Regions from separate parts of the Mus musculus genome. Here regions 1, 2, 3 and 5 are each linked to region 4. Evidence: chromatin loops called from intact Hi-C (ENCODE). Cell type or tissue: heart. All regions are shown on one strand. Region 1 overlaps Actg2 (actin, gamma 2, smooth muscle, enteric). Region 2 holds the start of Pcgf1 (polycomb group ring finger 1). Region 3 overlaps Slc4a5 (solute carrier family 4, sodium bicarbonate cotransporter, member 5). Region 4 overlaps M1ap (meiosis 1 associated protein). Region 5 overlaps Slc4a5 (solute carrier family 4, sodium bicarbonate cotransporter, member 5).

Evidence for each region. Hi-C counts contacts between places; a loop is a spot of excess contacts. Peaks named below come from ENCODE experiments on the same cell type or tissue, not always from the same donor. Only the 100,000 strongest peaks of a DNase experiment are listed, where the experiment ranks them.
Region 1: a loop joins it to region 4, with 5 times the contacts of the local background. A loop is called at or near these places in 2 of 42 quality-filtered maps.
Region 2: a loop joins it to region 4, with 7 times the contacts of the local background. A loop is called at or near these places in 17 of 42 quality-filtered maps.
Region 3: a loop joins it to region 4, with 6 times the contacts of the local background. A loop is called at or near these places in 23 of 42 quality-filtered maps.
Region 5: a loop joins it to region 4, with 3 times the contacts of the local background. A loop is called at or near these places in 19 of 42 quality-filtered maps.

What each region holds. Positions count from the first base shown.
Region 1 is chr6:83,509,879-83,514,878 of GRCm38, forward strand. Actg2 (actin, gamma 2, smooth muscle, enteric) reads right to left here. Exons shown (of 9, transcript NM_009610.2): 9 at 3,031-3,250. The coding sequence ends at 3,107. Among named protein-coding and RNA genes, the nearest start is that of Dguok, 5.4 kb to the left of the region's middle. In heart, CTCF peaks have their summits at 538 (motif pointing left) and 2,834 (motif pointing left); a DNase peak (open chromatin) is centred at 2,843.
Region 2 is chr6:83,076,036-83,081,035 of GRCm38, forward strand. It overlaps Pcgf1 (polycomb group ring finger 1), which reads left to right and starts at 2,355. Exons shown (of 9, transcript NM_197992.1): 1 at 2,355-2,443; 2 at 2,860-2,965; 3 at 3,081-3,233; 4 at 3,399-3,470; 5 at 3,605-3,710; 6 at 3,887-3,920; 7 at 4,019-4,105; 8 at 4,515-4,595; 9 at 4,675-4,820. The coding sequence starts at 2,387. The coding sequence ends at 4,722. In heart, a CTCF peak has its summit at 2,711 (motif pointing left); DNase peaks (open chromatin) are centred at 2,336 and 2,556; H3K4me3 peaks cover 2,379 bases; H3K27ac peaks cover 1,427 bases; H3K27me3 peaks cover 1,695 bases.
Region 3 is chr6:83,276,129-83,281,128 of GRCm38, forward strand. It overlaps Slc4a5 (solute carrier family 4, sodium bicarbonate cotransporter, member 5), which reads left to right. Exons shown (of 25, transcript NM_001166067.1): 14 at 1,385-1,443; 15 at 3,836-4,036. Among named protein-coding and RNA genes, the nearest start is that of Mthfd2, 39 kb to the right of the region's middle. In heart, CTCF peaks have their summits at 3,002 (motif pointing left) and 4,615 (motif pointing left); no DNase peak of the experiment used is centred here; H3K27me3 peaks cover 544 bases.
Region 4 is chr6:82,994,940-82,999,939 of GRCm38, forward strand. All of the region lies in intron 4 of M1ap (meiosis 1 associated protein), which reads left to right. Among named protein-coding and RNA genes, the nearest start is that of Gm32644, 25 kb to the right of the region's middle. In heart, CTCF peaks have their summits at 1,901 (motif pointing right) and 2,124; DNase peaks (open chromatin) are centred at 1,982 and 3,002; H3K4me3 peaks cover 860 bases; H3K27ac peaks cover 1,565 bases; H3K27me3 peaks cover 498 bases.
Region 5 is chr6:83,265,486-83,270,485 of GRCm38, forward strand. Slc4a5 (solute carrier family 4, sodium bicarbonate cotransporter, member 5) reads left to right here. Exons shown (of 25, transcript NM_001166067.1): 8 at 188-275; 9 at 1,921-2,075; 10 at 2,709-2,897. Among named protein-coding and RNA genes, the nearest start is that of Slc4a5, 31 kb to the left of the region's middle. In heart, a CTCF peak has its summit at 2,990; a DNase peak (open chromatin) is centred at 2,876; H3K4me3 peaks cover 1,294 bases; H3K27ac peaks cover 863 bases.

The sequences.
Region 1 (5,000 bases), 510 kb after region 4:
CAATAAGACTAGGCACCTCCACTTACATTAAAGCTGGATGAGGCAACCCAGTAGGAGGAAAAGGGTCCCCAAAACAGGCAAAAGAGTCAGAGAGAAGCCCTTACCCCGCTCCCACTGTTATACAACTGTAACATAGGTGCAGAGAACCTAAGTCAGACCTATACAAGCTCCGTGATGGTCAGTTTAATCTCTGTGAGCACCTATGAGCCCTGGTTAATTGATTGTGTGGGCCGTTTTCTTGTGTCCTTGACCACTCTGGCTTCTAAGTCTTTCTTCCAGTCCGCATGATCAGATACTAATGGCTGTGGATCTCTGAATCTGCTGCCAACAGCTGCCAGATGAAGCCCCTCTGATGATGATTATGCTAGGCTCAGGGCTATAGTAAGTATAGCAGAGTATCATTAGGAATCATTCTATTGACTTTTTAACTTTTAATTAATTAAGTAGCCGGTCATGTTTGTTTCTATCCTAGGTTTCTGGACTATCCAGTCTCTGGTTCCTGGCCCTCTAGGCAGTGTTAGGCATGGGCTCCCTCTCGTGGCATGGGTCTCAAGCTGGACCAGTCATTGGTTGGCCACTTCTACAATTATTTTTCAAGTGCTTATAAATGCTGTGATCATAAGTAAAACTGGCTGACAACACATTAAAGACCATGACATCACTAAAAATTTTGAGACAAATGTTCAAAGAGGTAGCTTTCTTCTGTTGCCTGGACATCTGTTTATTTAGTGTGTGGTGTATATGCATATTCGTGTGTTTATATTTGCTTGTATATGTGTGAGTGCATATAGCACAGTGCACATATGGAGGCCAGAGGATAACCTCAGGTGTGGAGTTTTGCCTTCTGTGTTGTTCAAGATAGGCTCTCTTGTTTCCCACTGTGCGTGCCAGGCTGTCTGGCCCATGAGCTTCTGAACATACATCTGTCTCTGTTCCCATCTAGTTGTAGAACCACTGGGATTGCAGAATGGTGCTACTGCATCCAGATTTATGTGTGTTCTTTATGTGTGTGTTCTCTATACATGTACAGCAAGTACTTTTCCCACTGAGCCATCTGTCTAGCCTCCTTTTAGATATTTTCTTCTTATTTTCAAATCACAGAACCTCTTTATCAGCAGATACCATGACATCAGCTAAAGAATCTAGGACAGGGGACTAGAGAGATGGTGCAACTATTGAGATCACTTGATCCATCATCATGAGGATTGGAGTTCAGGTTCCAGGAAAATGTCACTTGCTAAATTTGTAGGCATTCCCATAGTCTGAAACCATATTTCTAAGGTGGGTGAAGACACGAGGATTGCCGAGGCCTGCTGGTCTCCAGCTAGCTGAGAAAGCATAAACCACAGATTCAGGGAGAGGTCCTGCCTCAAAGAATAGGCAGAAAATGATAGAGGAGGGCACTGGATGCCCTCCACCCTCCACGCACCAGCACACCACATATGCATATACTCATATAGATAGACACTGTCTATCTGTCTGTCTGTCTGTCTGTCTGTATTCTATCAACATATTGAAAGTTTGAATAACCTAGGATGGCATTTTTTGTGATTTTTTTTCAAGTAGAGAAATAGAAGTATGGGGTAAAGGGGAGATACAGGAAGTTGGATGGATACGGAGGATGGGGAGGGTGGGACTAGTCAGCCTGTCCACTCTCCCCTGAGGTGGACATGTGGAGGTTCCTGAGCATTCTTCCAGAGTCAGTCAGTCTTTACCTGTCCTTGAATCTCTGTATGTGTGTTGTGAGATATATATAGTGAATGCACTGTGTGTGTTGTATGTACGTACCGTAGTGTAATGTGTACATTGTGTGTGTTGTATGTATGCTGAGCTTTGCCTTCCAGCAGCCAGTCCCATAGAGAAGTCCCTGAGGAAGCACACACAGGTCAAAGAGCTTTTGTGCTCCCAGGGTGAACTCCCCTACAAATCCCGATTTCAGGATCTGCTTCTGGGAGCTAGATTCTCAGATTGTGCTCCTCCAAGGAGTCTTTCAAACATGTTCTCAACAAGAACTCAAGTGTGAGCTACTGTCCAAGAATTTAAGGTCTCTCCTCTTGGCCACCGGCCCCACTGCCTTTAAGTGAATATGTTTGCAATGGCTAGGGGCCAGGCTGTATTTTCTGGAGCATGGAGGCCAGAACTAGGCTAGGCAGATGAAGAAAAGGACATCCAGCAGAAATGAGGGCCTTTCAATACTAACTAGCATGATGGCCTAGTTGCTAGTAAGCTAGCTGTGACAAGGGCCACTCCATAAATGGAAACCCAAAGGAGTTGAGGTCTTGGGGAAGACTTCCTAGAACCAAGGAAGCTCAGGTATATTTGACACCAAAGTTAGTCTACAATGCCATCTTATTTTCATAAGGTGAGAATAAGAAACTCAGACTTTCAGAAATGTGAGTCCTTATCAGTGATGTGGGGATAATTATAGCACCTACTTCTAAGGAGCAGTGTGGGGATTAGACATGTGTCATGAAGGACTCAAGAGATGGCTCAGTGAGTAAGAGCACTTGCTGCTCTTATAGAATATCTGAACTTGGTGCCTAGCACAGAGCATCCTTGTTTGGTGGCTCACAGTAACGGTAACTTCTGCTCCATGTGGCCCTATGATCATTGTAGGTACCTGCACTCATCACATGCACATATACCCACACAAACACATAATTGCAACAAAAACAACAACAACAACAACAACAACAACAGACTAGAGAGATGGTTCAGTGGTTAAGAGTACTGGTTGCTCTTAGAGAAAACTTAAAATCAATTCCTAGAATCTGCATGGCAACTCACAACCATGTGTAACTCAGGTCCCAGGGGATGCAATGCCCTCTTCTGTCCTTCTTGGGTACTGCACACATGTAACACCCAGAAACACGGGCAAAACTCCCATACACATCTAACAAGAAGGATAATAATAATAATAATAATAATAATAATAATAATAATAATAATAATTCTTGAAAATCCCTTAGCATTGTCTGTGAGACACACATGTAGGAGCATCCAGGAACAAAAGAGCCTCACACAGAGAAATAAGGCTTGAAGGTTTTAATGATCTGTGGCTGGTGACAGCAGTCTTGTGGGGATCCCCAGAGAAGGCCCTCTGACTTTAGAAGCATTTCCTGTGGACAATGGAGGGCCCTGCCTCATCATACTCTGGCTTGCTGATCCACATTTGCTGGAAGGTGGAGAGAGAGGCCAGGATGGAGCCGCCAATCCAGACTGAGTACTTCCGCTCAGGAGGAGCGATAATCTGCAAAGAGAAAATGTGGCAAATTATGACCATCCCCCAAGACAGTGTATAAGAATGGGGTACACTTTTGCATGCTATGATCTCAGATACTGGGGAGCTTCAAAACTAGGTGCTCACATGAGAAGAAGAGTTCTAAACCATCCAGATCAACACAAGATCCCATCTCAAAAAACAGACAAACAACACAATAAAAATGAGCAAGGAGGACCAGAAACCAGAAATCTTCTTAGCCCGTTGCTGAAAAAGGGTAGCCTTTGTGGTCAGAAATGAAAGCTAGGGACTGGAAAGCTGGCTTGGTGGTTAAGATCACTCGTTGCTCTTGCAAAGGACCTGAATTCTGTTCCCAGCACCCACATGGCAGCTCACAATCACGTGTAACCCCAGTTCCAGGGGATCAGAAACTTCCTGGTACCATGCGGTACATCATATAGGCAAATACACATGTAAAATGAATAAATATAAAAATAAATCAATAAGATAAACTTGGAAGATGATTAGACTGTCACTCAAAATGTTCTCTACCTTGCCACATCCCATCTCCTCCATAGAGAGAGGGTTCCTCTGTCCTGGGACTTTTGGCTGTGCCATGTATTGCCTTATCCAATGGGATGCTAGCAACTATGACACAAACAGAAGTGTCCTTGCATAGTTAGTCATACTCTCTGTACCTCTTCTCTCTACGAAAAGGGCTTCTCTGTAGGAGCTGCTAGTCCTTCACCCCTAGCCTTGAAATCTGAGATGCAGGGCTTGACCCGAGCTAGGCAGACCTGTAGAGCTGTCTGCCCAAAGCTGACCTGGATTAGCTAACTTTCGGCTGACGCACAGCTGCAAGCAACTATGCTTATTATGTGCCACTGAGATTTTGTGGGTGTTTGTTACTCAGCAACAGCTGACCAATACCAAAATCAGTAGAGAGAGCCTTGTTGGCCTTTGCCCGGGGTTTGGATGCATGGATACTTTGGGTTCAGTTGGTTCCATTCTCAACTTTGTGCCAGTCCACTTAAACCTTCTTTTGAGCTTTTTTTTTTTTTTTTTGGCAATGACCACTTATATCCAGAGAGCTCTCATTTTATGCATGCATTGTTCATCCCTTCCACATTTCAGACAGCTTTGAACTTCAACGCGTTTTCTAATTTTTGAAGTGCCTAAAGTGTTTTTGTTAGTTCTTTTTTTGAGATAGGGTCTCACGTACCCCTAGCTGGCACTGAAGGCTTGTGTGGCTGGGGATGACCGGATTTCTGATCCTGCAGCCTCTGCTTTTCTAGTGTTAATATTACAGGTGTACTCCCAATCTATCCCTAAACTAGACTGACGATGGACTGACGGACTGACTGACTGTGGGGGCTGTGGAGTGTGGTGGAGGTAAACAAAGGCTGGGATACTTCTGTTGAAGTCTGAGATCAGCCTACTCCGGTCAGGTCTCTCCTTTCATGCAGGTTCTGAGGAGTGAACTCAGGTCTTCAGTCTTGGTTGGCAGGCACTTTAAAAAAATCCTTCTCAAAACAAGGTCTTACTATGTCACTTTGGCTGTCCTGGAACTCACTGTGGAGACAGACTGGCTTCAAACTCAGAAATCTGCCTACCTCTGCCTCCCAAGTGTGGGATTAAAGGCCTGTGCCACTATGCCTGGTTGCTTTTTTTTTTTTAAGTTTTTAAGCCCTCAATTCTTAAAAAAACAGACAAACAAACAAAAAACCAAACTACTAACAATAAAGACCCCAGAAATCCTTGAGAGATCTCTCTGAGTATT
Region 2 (5,000 bases), 81 kb after region 4:
GTGTGCCACATACATGGTATAGTGCCTGCGAGGCCAGCCTAGGGCACTGGATTGTCTACAGCTGGAGTGACAGAGTGTTGGAAACCTTTTATATGGTGCTGAGAAGTGAACAGAAGTCTTCTGAAAGAGCAGCCAGTGCTTAGCATCTGAGCCATCTCTCTAGTCCTTGAGGTTGCTTACTTGTATGTTCCTAGGGTCAACAAAGAGCTGGGGCAAGCACTTTACTACTGAGCTGTACGCTCTGCACTATTAAAATATCTTAAATTGGAAAAGGACAAAAACCAAGCAGATTATTTGTTTTGGTTTTTTGAGACATGATTTCTCTATATAGCCCTGGCTATCCTAGAACTTGCTCTGTAAACCAGGCTGGGCTCAAACTCAAGAGATCTACTGCCTCTGCCCTGCCTGTTAGAATTAAAGGTGTGTGTCACCATACTTGGCTCCACAATTTTTTCAATGTTATGATTTACTTATTGTTTTTGTTGATTTTGAGACAGTCTTAAGTGTCTAGGTTAGCCTCAAATTTGCTATGTAGCCTAGGATGGCCCTGCACTCCTGATCCCCTAAGCTTGTGCCATTTTTTTTTTTAACAGTTTTTTGTTTTTTTCGAGACAGGGTTTCTCTATAGCCCTAGCTATACAGTGCTGGGATTAAAGGTGTGCGCCACCATGCCCTGCTTTTTTTTTTTTTTTTTTTTTTTTTTCTTCTGAGACAGGGTTTCCCTGTGTAGCCCTGGATGTCCTGGAACTCACTCTGTAAACCAGGCTGGCCTTGAACTCAAAAAACCGGCTGCCTCTGCCTCCCAAGTGTTCGGATTAAAGGCGTGTGCCACCACTGCCCAGCTGGAACTCACTTTTAACAGTTTTCTTGAGGTCTAATTTATGATACGCTGCAAGTTGCAAGTATTTAAAGTGTATACTGTAATTGGTTTTGCCCCATGTACATGTCCACTAAACTAGCACCACCATCAACATGAGAAACACATCATCAAAAACGTGTGTTCTTTGTAACCTATGATCAGAATCACTTTGCCATGCTGTGGGAAGAAAGGTCTAAAGAGGGAACGATATAGACATGGGCAAGCAGTCAAGACCTGCAGTGGCTCAGAGGTGACTAGGTGGCCTGGGCCAGGAAGGTAAACCATAGCTGTATGTAGTCGATTAACAAGTCTTTAATACTTTCCTGACGCTTATGTACTACCACTTATGGGGTAACAGACATACACTCCTTTCTGTGAGGTTCCTGTTACCTTCAACCTAATTATTCCAGTTCTTTTAGACCCCATTCCTTCCATTGGGGCTCTCAATCCACACCTGTTTCTTTGGTCGTTCCTCTTCACACTGCCTTTTTTTTCTATTTCCATCACATTTATACCTCTCGTGCATCCATTTGTCAATCATGCCCACACAAGAGTCCCAATTTTCTCCAGAGAGCCTTTCAAGTTTCCGCCAGTCTCTCCCCTCTCACTCGAATCTCCAGTTGTACTCGATGCTAATAACGCTTCAGAGTAAATTTATTCTTTTAAAATTCCGCCGTAGGGACCCAGTGATGACAGTGTACCAGACCCGGGAACCCCTGTGTCCTCCCCAAGTGCGGGCCCGGGCCTATGCTACTGCAGGCACTCGCTGCCCAAGTCTCCTCGCTGTCAATCCTCCCCTCCTCCTTCGGCATCTGCTCTGCATTAGTCTGTCCCAGGCCTCCGCAGGCGCCGATGATTAAATCATCATCATTAGCCAGGGCCTATTCTCCCCATCCTCGGCAGCAGGGAGAGAGTGGGGAGTAAGAGCTCCCGGTTCCCCGGGGGGTCTCTCCCTCTCCACCCCGCCCAGGGCACCCTCTCCCAGACTTCGCGAGCCCGGAAAAAACTCCCGCGGCGCAGACGGGAGAAGGCCCGCGGCTGGGACGCAGCTCCGCAACGCGGACGCCGCAGCGGAGCAGGACTGCACTGTATAGAGAGGACCCCGGGTCGGAGGCGAGGTCGGGTCCCAGGACTCCCACACTCCGGAGCTGTAGCGGCGGGCGATAGCCCGGCTTCGGGGTCCCAGGGCACACAGGCTCTCTTAGCACAAGCTACCGAAGTTGATCCAGAGGTTGTGTGCGCGCCGTTGGAAGGACGCCCGTGGGAGCGTGCACCGCAGAGACCCTGCTTCACTCAACCCCCCTCCATAACGACCACCGATTGTTGGGGGGGCAGCGGGCTCAGGTGAGCACACGGGGAGCTAAAGAGGGGGCGAGGGCGGGGTGTGCCGGAAAACTAGCCAATCCGGAGAATGTGAGGCCCTCGTTGCTAGGAGACAAGTCCCGCCCCGCAGGCGGTACCGGAAGTGGCGGGCTGGGATCAGCCTTTAAGATGGCGTCTCCTCAGGGGGGCCAGATTGCGATCGCGATGAGGCTTCGGAACCAGCTCCAGTCAGTGTACAAGATGGACCCACTACGGAACGAGGTGCAGGGGCAGCGGGATGACTGCTGGGGTCCGTTAGCTGTGTGAACCCAAACGAAGGAGAGGACGGGTGGCGGCGGGATGGGCGCCCAGTGCGCTTGCGCAGCCACGGGGTGCGCGATACGCACGCGCGATTCTGGCCGAGTTGCCAAACGCTGGACTTGGACGCTTGCGCGTTGTGTCTCCGACAGCGTCTGGTCTCCCGAGGGAAAAAAGAGAGTCAGGCGGGTCCGCGAAAAGAGAGCACCCGCTGTGCGCGGAGCCCTCTGCTGGGCGAAGGGGGAGCTCACTCCCCCGTCTCTTCTCGGGGGCCAGACGACCCAGTCCAATAACAAACTGCTCTGTTGCTGGGAATTGCAGAAGGTGAGATGGGGTGGGCTTGCAAGACCAGTGGGGAGTGACTGAGGGTGTGTCCACAGGAGGAGGTCCGGGTGAAGATCAAAGACCTGAATGAACACATCGTTTGCTGCCTGTGCGCGGGCTACTTCGTGGATGCCACCACCATCACAGAGTGTCTCCACACCTGTGAGTGTCCCGGATCCTGTCTCTCCTCTTCCAAGCTGGCTGCCAGCCTCTGTGCTGCCTGTCCCATGTGTCGGGTTCCCAAGGGACCTGAGCATCTTCGTTTCTCCTCTTACAGTCTGCAAAAGTTGTATCGTGAAGTACCTGCAAACCAGCAAGTACTGCCCCATGTGCAACATCAAGATCCACGAGACGCAGCCGTTGCTCAATCTCAAACTGGATCGGGTCATGCAGGACATAGTGTATAAGCTAGTGCCAGGCTTGCAAGACAGTGAGTGGCCACCTTATATTTGTGGGGCCTCCTGACTCTAATGCTGGGTGGCACCTTGACGTTTTGTTCCCAACAGTTTTGTTGGGAATCAAAAAAATACAAAGATAAAGAGGTCAACAGCCAAAACAAAGAGAATTAATATGGCTGCCCTTCACCCCTCCTTAGGTGAAGAGAAACGGATTCGGGAATTCTATCAGTCCCGAGGCTTAGACAGAGTCTCCCAGCCCAGTGGTGAAGGTATGTCCTTGGTGCTCATTTGGGGGAGGGGGGCAATTAAAGCCCTCAGAGCATCTCTTTTGCCTGGTTTTGCTCTCTGGGGAGAAGAGGGTATGGAACCTGTACCAGCCTCCTCAATATCTACTTTTCCTCAGAGCCAGCCCTGAGCAACCTTGGCCTCCCCTTCAGCAGTTTTGACCACTCTAAAGCCCACTATTATCGATATGATGAACAGCTGAGCCTATGCCTGGAGCGGCTGAGGTGAGGGGCAGGTCAGAGGTTGCGTGAAGTGATACTACTGGTGACCCAGATGCTAAGGGACTTGGGGGGAAGGGTGAGGGAGTGTCTGCTCCCCTGAAGAAAGTGTGCTGTGGTGCTTGTGCTAGGTAGGAGACAAGAAAAGTGGAACCCTCTAACTTGTATCTGTTTCCATCCAGTTCTGGCAAAGACAAGAATAAAAATGTCCTTCAGGTGAGAGGGGTTGAGGGGAGGGCCCCTTTGAAGGAGCCGTTTCTCCCAGCAACCCTTCCCTCAGACACCTGTGCCCTCCCCTCCTTCTCTGTTCCTAGAACAAGTATGTTCGGTGTTCTGTGAGAGCTGAGGTCCGCCATCTCCGAAGGGTTCTGTGTCACCGACTAATGCTAAATCCACAGCATGTAAGTAAGCCCATCATGTTACGGGGAAAACAAGGGACTGAAAGGGGAGGGCATGTCTGGCTTGCCAGCTTGTACCTGGAAGAAAGCTCAGGCCGGAAGATCACTTCAAGTTCAGGGCTAGCCTAGGCTATATAGTGAATTCCAGGCTAGTCTGGACTCCAGAGTAAGACTTTGTTTACAGGAGCAAAAAAGGTTTGAGAGCGGTCTGCTCAGATAGCTTAGTCAAGTATTTGCCTTTCAAGTACCAGGATCAGAGTTCAGTTCCCAGACCTAAAAACAAACAAAGAAAACCCTAGCATAGTAGTGCAAACTTGTAATCGCAGCAGTGGAGCCGCACAGAGGAAGAGACGGACAGAGTCTAGGGACAAGTCTCTGTCCAGCACTACTTCCCTGCCCATCTCCCTCTTAGGTACAGCTCCTTTTTGACAATGAGGTTCTCCCAGATCACATGACAATGAAACAGCTATGGCTGTCCCGCTGGTTCGGCAAGGTAAGCCGGGTGCACAGTGGGCTGAGGGGCCAGCAGGTGCTGAGAGCCCACTCACTCCTTCTTTCCCTTTTCTCCTTAGCCATCTCCTTTGCTTCTCCAATACAGTGTGAAAGAGAAGAGGAGGTAGGGGCCAGGCTTGCTTCCACCCCCTTCCCACCCCTCCCCAGATATTTATGTGAAATTAACTGTGGCTTTATTTTTTGAAATAAATGCTTTTAAAAAGCACTTTTCATCTTCCTTCTTACCTGCTACACACTCAGGCTTTGGCCTGGGTCCTAATTCCTCTTAAGTCTCCCAGCTCTCACTGGAAAGAAAGGTCTCCTCCATCTACCAAATGCCCTCAATGGCTTGCCAAAGAAGAGGGATAGAGGCTCACGGGGAACTGGAACCTGGCCCTTTGGTGAA
Region 3 (5,000 bases), 280 kb after region 4:
TCCTTTTCTATTTAATTTTGTTTCCGCGGTAACTGATTTGTATTCTGTTTATGGATGCTGCAAATGCTGATTTGGCCGCTCTCAACTTTAAGTGAGTACCACTCTGCGTATACTAAAATTGTACAGTATTTGATACTTGGACCCTTTCTGGACTTTTCCATACTGTAATTTTTTCCATCTCCTTTAGGATTTCAGTTCTTGCTATAAAAGAATTGATAAACCCAAGTAGGAGCTGTCAAGATGTCTGGCCTGAAAACACTGGGTGCTGGGGTGCTCTTGAGCAGTGGAGAGGGCAGCCCTCCGTGGGGCTCCTTGCCTGGCTTATCTGTCCATAATGTTGAAGGGGCATCATGTTTTCTTGTGAGGAGAGGCAATAGATTCCTAGGCTTCTCATATGTGAGGCTTTCTTCAGGGTGATTTTGGGGATGTAATGCCCTTGGGACTGCTCTGCCCTGGGTCCACACTGATCCACTTGGCCCAGAACTGACTGACTTCTATGATCATATCTCGCCCCGTGGACAGCTTGCTGGAGGCTGGGCGAACACCCAGGGTTAGGTTCTATTTGTTGGGTGTCCATCCAAAGGTAGACAGCCAGCAGGGGCCAATGGAGCTTCTACAACACTTCAGACCCCAAACCGGCCACAGAGGTGCTACTTGGAGGAGGAGGAGGAGGAGGAGGAGGAGGAGAGAAGGCAGTCTTCCCCCACTCATGCAGTCCAGAGGAGGAGAGTAGGCACTCATGCTCTTCCAAAGCTGGGTTTCTGATGAGTGGCCTTATCGCCTGGGGAGCCTGGCCCTGTGTTTAGATATTCCAGTTACATTTAGGGACACTGAGGTGAACAGCTGTCAGCAAGCAGCTCTCCTGAGCTTCTGATTCTCCTTCAGACGGAGGCGGTAGGAGAGAAGGGTTCATAGACGAAAACTGGACTTCAAGCCTATCAGCAGCCTGGGCTGGGATCATGGCTCCAAGCATAAGCTCTGAAACCTTAGGTAACCTCAGTTACTTCAATCTGTAAAATGGGGATGCATCGTGGAGATTTTAGGAACTGAACAAATGAATACTTTTGTCGGGGTTTGGCATAATACATGACATGGAATTAGCTCTTTGGAACACTAGCACCCAGCAGGGACTCAGCGCATACTCCTCACTGTCTCAGCACCAGGGTGCTCATTTGCGTTGATAGAGGTCCTCAGGATGAGCTCTTCTGCGCAGACTCAGCTGCTTCCTGTGAGTCACGTGTCCAACACCGTCCTGTGTGGGAGCAGAGCGGGAAGCTGAAGGCAGTAGGAGAGTTCGGAGGGAGGCTGGGAAAGGGCCGGGGCGCTTAGAGGCTGCAGGAACTGGGAACCACTGATCGCACCCCATCTTCTGTGTCTTCTCCAGTGAACACAACCACGGTCAATGCCTCAGCCCCACTGGCACCAAACACCAACACGTCTCTGGTAAGCCTCTTCCTTCCAGGGCAGACTGATCATGCGGTTTTGTTTATGGTGGGGAGTCAGGAAGGAGTTGGGAGGTGAGTCCCAGGAGCACATGGGTTCTGAGAACGATGTTTTTAGTTTGTAACCGAAAGCATCCTATTCTACAGCATCATCAGTGCGTGCCTTCTCTATGCAGAACGATAGCATGTGCATTCCCAGGGGAGGCCAGGAACAGAGGTACACACATATATGCACAGGTCTGCCTGGAAACCACCAGTTCCCATCCAACAGTGCACTTCCAGCACCCAAGGTTTATTAGACTCCCCCTGCTCAATGAATTTGATCAGCCTTTTGGCTTAATAGCCTCCAAGGACCTTAGCTGCCCTGCCTTCCTGAAAAATGGGAAGGAAGTGTGGGCTGTAGGCCTCTCCAGCCTAAGTAGATGGAAGGATGCAAAATTATAATCCAGGTAAAGGGGAGCATGTAGCCGTGGGGCAGCTTTGTAAGCCGTGAGTGACCTTAAGGTTGCTCAAGTTCCCTTGCACAGGCAACTAATGGCTCAGTTCATATCTACCTCAACTGACTATTAGCCAAAAATGTTCACACATAAGACTTTGAGAAGAGCAGACTGGGGCAGTGCCTACCTGCCAGTGCCTGTTTTTTTTTTTGTTTGTTTGTTTTTGTTTTTAGATTTATTTATTATTATATCTAAGTACATTGTAGCTGTCTTCAGATGCACCAGAAGAGAGAGTCAGATCTCATTATGAATGGTTGTGAGCCACCATGTAGTTGCTGGGATTTGAACTCAGGACCCTCAGAAGAGCAGTCGGTGCTCTTAACCACTGAGCCATCTCTCCAGCCCTGCCAGTGCCTGTTTTATGTAAGGGGCTATGTGCTGGGATCTGGGCTCCAATGGACCAGCTGGGATGCTTTGGTCTGTCTTTACATTGGCTTTTCAGTCCTTACCTTCACGTGATAAAGCACCCTGGCAAAGGAAAACCGTTTTAAGGGAGAAAGGGTTTATTCAGCTCCCAGTCCTAGGCTGCAGTTCATCACTGCAGAGAAGGCAAGGCGACAAGCACTTGAAGCAGTGAGTCGTGTGCACCCAGTCGGGAATGAATGCATGTATGCTCTACTGGCTAGCTGGCTGTCTCCACTCTTACACAGTCCAGGATGCACTGTCTAGGGAATGGTGCCACTTATGGTGGACTGGGTCTTCCCACATCAATGAACACAGTCAAGGCAATCCTCTACAGACATAGTCACACAGGTCAACCTCATGTATACAGTTCCTCCCAGGTGATTCTAGATTGAATCAACTTGGCAGTTTAAAGTAACCACCTATTGCTCCCACACACAACTAGCCCACTCTCAGAGGATTACTGCAAACATCTGTTTGCTTCACTAAGTAGCTATTTCTAAACATGAGCACACTAACTTTTAAAAGTATATATTTGGACTGGAGGGATGACTCAGCAATTAGGAGCACTGACTGGTTTTTCAAAGGACCAGAGCTCAGTTCCCAGGATTCATAGTAGGTGGCTCACAAGAGCTCCATGGGGACCTGGCGCCATCTTCTGGCCTTTTCAGGCACCCACATGCACAGTACAAACAATGTTACACGCATTGATACATAATTAAAATAGTCAAAAGTATGAGTGAAATTTTATCATAAATTATTTTCCTTTCCTTTCTCCTTTTATGACTGTTGGAAATATATAAATGCAGTCATCCTTTGATATCCACAAAGGAGTGGGTCCAATGTCCACTAGAATACTTAAACCCCATGGATGCTCAAATCCTTTTTTACAAAATGTTGCGTTTGAACTAACCTGCCGCCATACTCTACATTCTTTAAATCATCTTATTATCCACAGTGCAGAATACACTATATATGATGTGTAAATGGCTGCTATAGAATGTATTTCGAGAATAATGGGAGGAGTCTTCATGTTTAACACAAGTACAATTTTTTCTTTTAATCTGTAACTGCTTAAATTCACACATGTGAAGCCCACAGCCTGAATTTGAGCATTTGGGGCGCTGAGAGTTGAAGTGACGCAAGAAGAAGTTAATGAGGGTGTGTCATGGGGAAAGAAACAGCCACACTAGTGTCTCTGGGAAGGACAGGAATAGGAGACAGACCTACTGAGGGAGAAACCATCTCCCTCCTGCCCGCTAAGCCACAGATCCCAGAACACTCCAGAGAAACACTTTTCAGTCCCTAATCTTTCTAGGGAGCTGCCTGCTTATCATTCTCTGTACAGCCTGCCCCCAAGAACATGTCTGATATTGGACAGGAGGGCTAGGGACCCTGAAGGTTTGGAGGTGGTGTGGTTACCTGGGTCACAGGAAGGACACACTGCCTAACAGGAGGGTCCTGACCCCCTTTCTTCTGTGCTTGGTCTCCAAGTACACCCCCCTTAACCTCACAGCGCTGGACTGGTCCCTGCTGAGCAAGAAGGAGTGCCTGAGCTACGGCGGGCGCCTGCTCGGGAGCTCCTGCCAGTTCGTCCCAGACCTGGCGCTCATGTCCTTCATCCTTTTCTTTGGGACTTACTCCATGACCTTGACTCTGAAGAAATTCAAGTTCAGCCGCTATTTTCCCACCAAGGTAAGTATCTCCTGCGGGCAGTCAGGATCTGCATCCAGAGTGTTTTGAGGTAGACTCAGCACAGTGAGATGGCTCTGCGGGCAGCCATGCTTGCTGCCAAGGCTGATGGTCTGAGTTATATCCCCAAGGCCCACATGATGAAAAGAGAGAGCCTGTTCCCACAATTTATTTGGTACCTGCGTGTGTGTGTGTGTGTGTGTGTGTGTGTGTGTGTGTGTGTGAGCGCACGCGTGCGCTAATTTTTGGTGGGGGGAAGGAACACTGCATCTTAGTCCCTCCAGGGGGCTCTGTTTTCTGAAAGAATGGACATCAAGAAAGCACTGGGCTGAAGGAGTTTTACAAATTAAAGAGCACAGACTTTGCCCAGCCCAGTGGCCCAGGCCTGTAATCCCAGCTCCATAGCGACTGAGGCAGAAGGATCACAAATTCAAAGTCATCCTGTTTTCGAAAGAAAACAAAGGGGCTACAAAGATGGCTCAACAGTTAAGAGTATTTGCTACTCTTCCAGAGTTTGGCTCCCAGCACCCACATTGGGTGATTCACAATGCTCTGCCAACTTGGGGAGGCATGATGCCCTCTAGTGGCCACGAGAGGCACCTGCACATGCATGACATTCATTTACACAGACATACATGCAAATAAAAGAAATAAATGTTTTAAGAATAAGATTAGGCTTAGAGCCTGCTTGTCCAGCATTGAGGAGACCCTGGGTTTAATCTCCAGTATGAAATCAAAGCAACAACAAACAATCCCACAAGCCAGACTTTGGAGGCAGAAAGGCCCAGGTTCCCTTGACAACACTCTTTTGACCTTTTGTTTCTAAGCGCCTTGAGTTTCTAATTCTTTTGTTCCCCTCGTCCTGTGTTGTTTCTTCTTCTTCTTCTTCTTCTTCTTCTTCTTCTTCTTCTTCTTCTTCTTCTTCTTCTTCTTCTTCTTCTTCTTCTTCTCCTTCTCCCTCTCCCTC
Region 4 (5,000 bases):
GCCCTTTCCCCTCTCCTTACCACGGTGCCTATGAAACCACTACTTCCCAGCCAGCTTCAACACTTTTAACTTTGAAAGTTATGTTAGTTTACATTAAATACTCTTAAGCTATATAATACATAAATTAATATCTGCAGGAGGAATAAAAGACTTTTGTTTTAAAACATGGCCTCTTTATGGGACAGAGACTGCCCTGGTACTCAGGAGCCATCCCATAGCCAAATTCACAGCAATTCTGTGCCAGCCTCCCTAGAGCTGCGACTATAGGCATGTGCTCCCATGAAGAAGTCTTAAATATCTCCTAAGACTAGTGTTTAGCAAGCCAAATACTACTTTATCTGTTTTTATTCTTTGCTGATGTGGGGGGTATGTGTAGAAGCCAGAGCACAGCAGTGCCATCCTCAGGAATGCCACCCACCTCCTTTGACACAGGGTCTCTGCTGGTTCTAGAGTTCACCACCGAGACTAGACTGGCTATCCAGTGAGCCCAGGTATCCTCCTGCCTCCACACCACCATGCCCTAGCATTTTCACATTAGTTCTGGGTTTGAACTCAGGCCCTCATGCTTGAGAGGCAAAACCCTTACCAACTGAGCCATCTCTCCAGCGCCAGGTAATATTTTAGACTTTGGCACACCTCAGTCACTACTAAGTGACATCTTTAACATAGAGTCGTCTTCTTCTTCTTCTTCTTCTTCTTCTTCTTCTTCTTCTTCTTCTTCTTCTTCTTCTTCTTCCTCTTCTTCTTCTATGATATGAAAATGGGACCGTTGTTTAAGAACTGTAGTTAAAGCCGGGAGTGGTGGCGCACACCTTTAATCCCAGCACTTGGGAGGCAGAGGCAGGCGGATTTCTGAGTTCGAGGCCAGCCTGGTAAGTAAGTTCCAGGACAGCCAGGGCTACACAGAGAAACCCTGTCTCGAAAAACCAAAAAAAAAAAAACAAAAAACAAAAAACTGTAGTTAGGCTCTGGAGAGATGGCTCAGCGGTTAAGAGCACTGACTGCTCTTTCAGAGGTCTTGAGTTCAATTCCCAGCAACCACATGGTGGCTCACAACCATCTGTAATGAGATCTTGTAAGGGCACTCTTCTGGTGTGTCTGAAGACAGTATACTCACATATATCAAATAAATAAATCTTGAGAGAGAGAGAGAGAGAGAGAGAGAGCTGGGCCATGGTGGCACATGCCTTTAATCCCAGCACTTGAGAGGCAGAGGCAGGTGGAACTCTGAGTTTGAGGCCAGCCTGCTCTACAAAGTGAGTTCCAGGACAGCCAGGGCTACACAGAGAAACCTGTCTCAGAAAAACAAACAAACAAACAAACAAACCTGTAGTTAAGATATATTTTTCTTCCAATTTGGATCACATACTTCACTAAAAAGAAAAAAGTGAAAGAAACGGCAAGACTTTGAGCATCTCAAATGTTCACATCACTGTAGATGTAGACTTCCTCAGCAGCAACTTTTTAATCTTTATTCCCAAGAGCTGCATGGCACTTAAAAGTCTGCAATGCTTCTAGGTGACCAGTGTCCTTATTTCATATCCAGTGGGCTCTCAGCCTAGCCATCACTATCATTTCCAGCTCAGAGGAATAGCTACTTTCCTGTTGCTGTGATGAAATACCATGACCAAAGCAACTTAGAGAAGAAAGTTTGTTTGGGCTTATGGTGCACAGGGGGCTGAGTTTACAATGGTGAGGAATAGCATGGCAGCAGGCATGCCGGCAGGAGCAGGAAGCCGAGAGCTTCAGCCACAAACACAAAGAAAAGAAGAGCAAGCTGGCTGTCGGGTCAGTCCTTAAGCTCTTCAAGCCCATTCCCAGCGAAACACTTCCTCCAGCACCCACGTGGCAGTTCATAATAAATCCAAGTGAAGGCTGTCACTGCTGTGGCCACTAGGGGGCAGAATAAGTCCACACATAGACTGTGGATGCCACCTCCTATGGCTTACAGGGACTCAGGCAAGGTTGTTCCAATGGTTAGCTGTAGTTTCGAGCGGCACCGCGTCAAGGGGCCTGTTTCATCAGATGCGTAATGCCTTGCTTTCTGGGAGGAGCTATGCTTCAGTATTATCTAAGAAGAACAATATCTCCTTCCCAGCTCTCCCGTTTAGCACATTTAGTTATGTTTGTGAGCAATGCTGCAGTGGGCGCTGCTGTTCTAACCCAGAGGAAAGCAGAAGCCAAGGAGGATGACCTAGCAAAACACAGTTTGAAGAAAAAGGAAAGTACCTTTTTTTTTCTGCCCATGAGAGTAGGGAAGAGTAGAAGGGCCGGGCGTGTGGCACAGTTACTAGCATGCTTGCCTTACATGCATGAAGCCCTGGGTTTGACCCTCAGCACCACATAAACTATGGTGTGGTGGTGAATGCCAACCCTCATCATCCCCACAACTTGAGAAGTGGAGACAGGAAGATGAGAAGGGCAAGGTCATCCTTGTCTATATAATGAGTTTGAGACCAAGCTGGACCATGTGAGACCCTGTTTCATGTCAGAGTGACAGCAAGAAAGGGAGGGAAAGATAAAGAAATGGAAGAGGAACGGGAGGATGAAGGCAGTGGCTGACCTACTGCATGCTGTTCTTAAACAACGTACACTGTAGTGTGTTATGATAACTAGGAAATAGGTTCTAGTGTCCCTGCTGCTCCCAAAAACACACAACTAACAACATCCCAGGCACAGCTCAAGTCCTGATCTTGCTACTAAATCACACTGCCTTTCAAAAACTCGGGGAAATAAAGCCTTCAACAGAAATAAATTAACAAGTATGATTAATACTGCACAATGAAGCTCACAAGCACCCCTCCGTTACTAATTAAAGCAGACAAGGAAAGATCATATGAGCACAGCTCCTGGACAACGTTCTGAGTCAAAGGCTGGAGGAGGTGCAAGGCCTCGGATTAACAGAGTAATAAAAGCCCTAAGGAAGGAAGGAAGTCACGTGACAAGGAGACTAACTTAGCTGAAGCAGAAGGGTCACAGGAAAAGCAATGGGAGTGACAGGCCTCTGCCAAGGCCCCAGCTGGGGGATGGGGCAGGATGGACATGAAAAGAAGCCTGCACTTAAATGGGGAAGATCAAATGTGTGACAACACAAACTATACAATGAGCTATCTGCCTCGCCATCATCACCTACACATGAAGGGTGGGTCAGGACAGGTACAGGTGGCATTTGAACTGGATCTTGAAAAACCAGGGTGTCAACGGGGGCAATGGGGAGGAGCGCCCTGGACCATCACAGAGGAAGAGGAAGGCGGAGTCTCTGAAGAGTGATGGCTCCACGAGGAGGTGACAATAGAATTCAACCTGAGCCCTTAGGAGGAGCAGCCAGTGCTTGTCCCTGAAAGGATGCCATTTCTTCTGAGACAGCAGAATCAAGGTTCCAACCTGAAGCCCAGCACCTCTGTGGGGATGACACGAGAATCTCTTCAAACAAGAAAACTCTGCTGTTACTCTCCCCCAGAGTGTGTGAGTTAGGAGGTGAGAAATGAAGGCTGGAAAGATGGCTCCACAGTGACAAGCACTGGCTGCTCTCCTGGAGGACCCGGGTTTGAGTGCCAACAATTCCCAGCACTCACAAGGTGGCTCACAGCCACCTGTAACTCCAGTTCCAGGAAATCTACTGCCATCTTCTGGCCTCTGTGAACACCACACACACATGGTCCCCCACACGTGCACGTAGGCAAAAAACACCTATACACACAAAAATACATGAAATAAACTTTTAAAAAGTTAGAAACACTAACAATGGACAGTGCTGAGAAGACTGCCTGCCTGACTCATCTGGAGAACAAGGCAGGGCGTTCTCCATTGTACAACACGTGCTGCGTTCAAGAACCCGTTCCTCAGAGTCGTTTTTTTTTTTTTTTTTTTTTTTTTTTTTTTTTTTTTTGCCTGCACCCTCAGACATGTCGCTTCCCAACCTCAGAACTAATGGAAAAGCCGAACATTTTAGAGAGGGAATTGTCACTGCGGTAATCCACAAGAACAGAGGTGACATCCACATCTCTGCCGCTGGGACACATCTAGGAACCTGAATCTTTGTTGCTTCCTCTCTTAGTGTTCCATTTCTGATGAGTTTTCTCCCTACCCGTCCTCTAAGCCGTGACGAAACCATCAGCAAAGCTACAGCAAAACCTTGAGGCCTGCACGCCCCCCTCGTGCATAGCGTCACGCTTATCTTCTGGTCTAGCTTTAGCATATTTGCTGTTAAAAAAAAAATTCTCCTTCATTTCTTTCTTTGACCTTTCTTTAAAAGATACAGTTTCACTGTGTTTCTCTGGCTGACTTGGAAGTCTCAGTGTAAAATAGGCTGGCTTTGAACTTACAGAGATCCACCTACCTCTGCCTCCTGCATGCTGGGTAAAGCATGGGCCACCACACCCAGCTTCATCCCCTTCTTCTCAGCAGAACTACTTTTCCTTGGCCTCGCCATTCCATGTTAGCTGTACAGTTTTAGAAAACCCTTTTCAATGTTGTTGTTGATGATGTTGTTGAGTGATGGTGGTGGTGGTGATGATGATTCTATGAAGAATGATGTCTTGTCCCCTCCCGCTACCCATCAGGGGAGTTCCCAATCTTCTACCCTTTATACTTACTTCTCTGAGACTCTCGGGGTTTGGTTTTTTTTATATATATACTTTATGTATATGAATGTTTTGTGTGTACATGTACCACATGTGTGTCTGGGGAAGCCAGAGGGTGGTCAGTTGGATCCCCTGAACAGGAGCTACAGGCAGTCATTAGCCAAATGCAGGCGTGGGGAAATTGAACCCAGGTCTCCTGAAAAAGCAGCCAGTGCTCTTGACCACAGAGCCACCTCTCCAGCCCCTCAAGTCCATCTCTCTAGCTCTATCCTTGCCTTGTTGCTTTCATAGTTCTTTTGCCTCACTAAGGACCAGCCACCCCCTCACTGTGTTTGCCTCTGTCGTCACCAGACGAGCCACATTAGTTATTTAAATGCTGCTCTGGCAATATCTTGTGCTTATTATTCTAGCACCATA
Region 5 (5,000 bases), 270 kb after region 4:
CATGCACATAGCTCCATACAGACATACACATAATTAAAAATAATAATGATAATGATGATTTTAAAACAATTCAAAGGAGGGGGTTAAAAAGTGAATAATGGATGCATTGAAGGTCCAACAAATCTTCTCCTCACCTGTTTCTGTTTTTTCCACTTTATATCTTCTTCTCCCTCTATCTTCTTTGCAGATTTCTGTTCATACTATTAGGACCTTCCGGGAGAGCAAAGTCCTATAATGAGATTGGCCGAGCCATCGCAACCCTCATGGTGGATGATGTAAGTAAAGATATGAAGCACACACTCCTTTGTGAGTGGTAATGGCTGTTGCACTGGCACAGCCTCCCCCACTCCCTGTCATCACCAATTATCTAACAAGCACCTCTGAGCCCCTGCTGTGCACCAGGGAACTCAGGATTATAAGATTCCGAGAATAGAACCAGACCCTCTCTAATTTAGAAGCACTATCCAGAAAGGGGGACAGATCTGCAATAATGAGATGATTAAAAAAAAAATAGAATTAACCATGTGCTGTCTGCCTGGGGAGCCAGGGCAGGCTCTGCAGATAGAAAACTAAGTGAACAGAAGGCAGGTAGACTGGCATGGCCCTGAGATGCTAGCCTTCTGGAAGCTAATGGAAGTTCAGTAGTGTAAGCTCAAAGTGTGCACTCCCCCAAGGGCCAGGGCAGTGACCTGAGCCAGAGGCCATACACACCCTGGGACAGGCAGGAGCCTAAGGGTCCTGTTCTGTCCCCAGATCATTGGGGAGCTGGAGGTCTTTAAGCACATGAATGACCCCACCAAATCTGCAAGTCTTTTTGTAGCCTGACCTGCTCCAGGGTAAAAGTATGGGCAGTAATGAATGGATTTGAAAACTGGACTCAAACTGGGCTCTGTAGAGGTTTTCTTGTGTGCTTGCTCTGTGGAAAACAGAAATGAAGAAGATGGGGGAACTCAGCAGACGTCCTACAGTAGTCTTAGCTGGGGTCGGCATCTAGGATGAGCGTGCCCAGGTTCCTTGGCCCTTGCTCAAAGACTTGGTATACAGCCACACAAAGATTTGCAGAAGCAGTAGGGGGACTTGATTCAAAGCAAAGAGACAGAACAGGTCAGGTACAGTCAAGAGTGACTGTGGGCCACATGAGTGAGGGTACCCAGAGACCCCAACTATTGTTTGGGGTTTGTTTTATGGGGTTCAGAGGAAGGTGGAGTGTTAGTATGGGTGGTTCTCTAAATGACAGACTAAATTATATGACCATCTTTCTGTTGTGAATGTCCCTTCCCATCACACATCTGATTTTGATCATATGTATACCTAATTTTGCATAGGTATAAGAAGTTTGATTTATTATAAAAACCTAGCTCAGGACGTCCCTAGTTTCTTATCCAGACACAAGGAGAGTATCATTGAGTAGAATTTATCTATGTTTGATGGTTGTTAAGGGGAGGAGACAGTTCCATTGTTCAGAGTGGAGTGTGTGTACAGCTCAGTGCAGGTGAGGGCCCTAGGTTGCTAATAAATTGCTAGGTATATGTGCAGAAAGGCATATGTGTACATAGTATAGTATAAAGGTTCTAGGCTGCTAAATGCACTATTAGAAGAGGTGAATGTAGGTAGCCCACATTAAGAGGAGTCCCAGGTTGGTAAGCTATTCCCTATGCTTGCTTGTCTCTAATGTATCTCGGAGGCATAGGTTTCTGATCTCAGATGACCGCCTGCTCTTGGAACTGGCTCTTTCCTATTGTTCCCTATTTCCCTTACTGTCCTTTGTCCTTATCCACCCACTGGAACCAAGTGGGCATCCTGAGAAATGGCTAGAATTGGTTCCTTTAAAGATAGCTGTGATGTGCTCACTCCCAGGAGGGGAGGACTGAGCCCTCTTTTCTCCTTTCTGCTTTTTTATCCTTCTCCATTCCTCACCAGCTATTCAGCGATGTGGCTTATAAAGCTCGGAACCGAGAAGATCTGATCGCAGGGATTGATGAATTTCTAGACGAGGTCATTGTCCTTCCCCCTGGAGAGTGGGACCCAAACATCAGAATTGAGCCACCCAAGAAAGTTCCCTCAGCTGACAAGAGGTGTGTGTTCGGGATAAGAGCAGCAGAGGGTACTCCACATCCGGCATTTTCTTCTCCCTGTAGCAAATCAGAAGCCAACACGGCCACTTATGAACAGCTCTAAAGTCAGGAGTGGGGACTGTGTAGGGGGATGCATATTACTGAATCATTTTCTGTCTTTCTGTGGTATGTGCAATGTGCGTTCACGTCTGAATATGTGTGGGTGCATATGTAGAGGCCCTGACGGTGGCACCAGGGAATTTTTCTTTGCTCTCCACCTTATTCACTGAGGCAGAATCTCTCAGTGAACCCAATGCTGCAGACAGATTTAGATAGTCTTGTTCTAGCTTGTTCTGGGGTTCCCCTGTGTTGGAATTCCAAGTGGCTGCCTTGTCCACCTGATCATCAAATGGCTTCTAGGAACCCAGCTCTTGCCCTCTTGTTTGTGTGGCAAATGCTTTAAACAGCTGAGCTCTCTCCCCACCCCCATCTTCATTCCCCCCCCCCCCCCCCCCCCCCCCCCCGCTTTTCAAGATAGTAGATAGTAGGTTGGGTTGTTTGTTTGTTTTTTGAGGGGGAAGGGGACAGTCCTGAGGGACTGGGCTCTTCCCAGCATTGAGAGCCCTGCTCTGCCCCATCTGCCTTCTCTTTCAGGAAATCTGTGTTCTCTCTGGCAGAGCCGGGCCAGATGAATGGCTCTGTGGGCGGAGGCGGAGCCTCGGCTGGAGGAGGCGGCAGTGGCGGAGGGGCTGGAGGCAGCGGGGCTGGCGGAGTGGGCAGTGGCGACGAAGCTGAGATGCCAGCTATGCACGAAATCGGGGAGGAGCTGATCTGGACCGGAAGGTGCCCGCTCCACACCTGGCAGAGAGCCTGCTGTCCTGAACCCTTCCTTCTTCCGGTCCTGTTAGCGATCCTCTCGCTGCTGTGTGCAGCGCCCCTTAGGGACGGGGATCTGACCACTGCAGTCGTCCCGCACTCTAGTGAATCGTGTGGCTCTGACAGAATTGTGTGGGGTGAGATGAACAGAAGGATCCCACCCGTGAGGAAGGAACCGAAACATTTCTCTAGGCATTCTTTAGTAATTGTATCCTATAGCGGCAGAAACAACGTATCACAAGCAAGGTAGTGTAAAATTACTGACGTCCATTTTCACATGAGTGTGAGATCAGAAGGTTAAAATGGAGATGTCACCAGGGAGCAGAGCCTTTGTGGATCCTACCTCTAATTCCTGGCACTGGAAAGACTGAGGCAGGAGGATTGTTGCAAGTTCCAGGCCAGCCTGTGTTATATAGTGTGAGGCCCTATCTCAACCCTACTCCTTAAATAAAGATGCCAGCAGTGCACCACTGCCTTTGAGCCTCTAGGAACGTCCTTCCTCTCCTTGAAAGACAGCCAGGAGTCTCATAGCACTCCTTGATTTGGCTGTTGTGTCACCTCAGTTTTTGTGTATAAATTTCCATGGCCTTGTCCCTGTGTGATATCTTTGGATAGTATTGCCTGGTTTCTATAATGGCTGGATCAAAGCATTCTTAATGAGTTCATTGTAACTTAATTACATCCTCTCTGCCTCCCTCTCCCGCCCCTTTGTGGTCTCAAGTAACCCAGGTTGACTTCAAGCTTGCTATAGCTAAGGATGATTTTAAATTGATGGTGCCCCCGCCCCTTCCTCTCCAGTGCTGAATTCACAGGCACCACCATGCTTGTCTTATAAACCAGGGCTTCATGCCTACCAGGCAAACATTACCAACTGAGCTTCATTCTCAACCCAGAGACTTTCTAAGTAAAACCATATTCACAAGTATACCAGAGGTTGGAGATTTAATGTATCTTTTAAAAAGAAGCAAGATCTTGAAATCTTAATTTTTTTTTTAAAGCTTCATTTTTCTTTCTTCTGGGGAACAAGAAAAAACTTTCCTGGCCTGAGTTCCCTGGCTGCTCTTGGAGTCACCTAGGTTGACCTAGGTTTAGGGAAGTCCAGAGAAGTACAAGGCTCTGTGCAACCGAAGCCGTTGGGAATGAAGCTGTGTGCTGAGTCTTTCTCGCTGTGATAAGATTCTCTGACAAAAGCAACTGAAGGGAGAAAGGTTCGAAGTTTAAGTAACAGCAGCTCATGCTGGGAAAGTCAAAGTGCAGGAGTTGGAGGGAACTGGTTACATTGTATCCACAGATACATTGTATCAAGACACGAGAGCATTAAGCTCTGGCTCATTTTTTTCCCCAGTCTCTCTCTCTCTCTCTCTCTCTCTCTCTCTCTCTCTCTCTCTCTCTCTCTCTCTCTCTCTCTCTCTCTCTTTTCGAGGCAGGGTTTCTCTGTGTAGCCCTCCTGTCCTGGAACTCACTCTGTAGACCAGACTGCCCTCGAACTCAGAAATCCGCCTGCCTCTGCCTCCCAAGTGCTGAGATCAAAGATGTGTGCCACCACTGCCTTCTTTTTCCAATTTTTATTAGGTATTTTCTTCATTTACATTTCAAATGCTATCCCGAAAGTCCCCTATACCCTCCCCTCCCTCCTCTACCCACCCACTCCCACTTCTTGGCCCTGGCGGTCCCCTGTACTGAGGCATATAAAGATTGCAAGACCAAGGGGGCCTCTCTTCCCAATGATGGCGGACTAAGCCATCTTCTACATATGCATCTAGAGACACAAGTTCTGGGGGTATTGGTTAGTTCATATTGTTATTCCACCTATAGGGTTGCAGATCCCTTCAGCTCCTTGGGTACTTTCACTAGCTCCTCCATTGGGGGCCATGTGTTCCATCCTATAGCTGACTGTGAGCATCCACTTCTGTGTTTGCCAGGCACTGGCATAGCCTCACAAGTAACAGCTATATCAGGGTCCTTTCAGCAAAATCTTGCTGGCATATGCAATAGTGGCACTGGCTCATTCTTAAGCACTGGCTCGTTCTCATCTCATTGTTTCCATTTTATTCAGTCCAAGATCCCCTG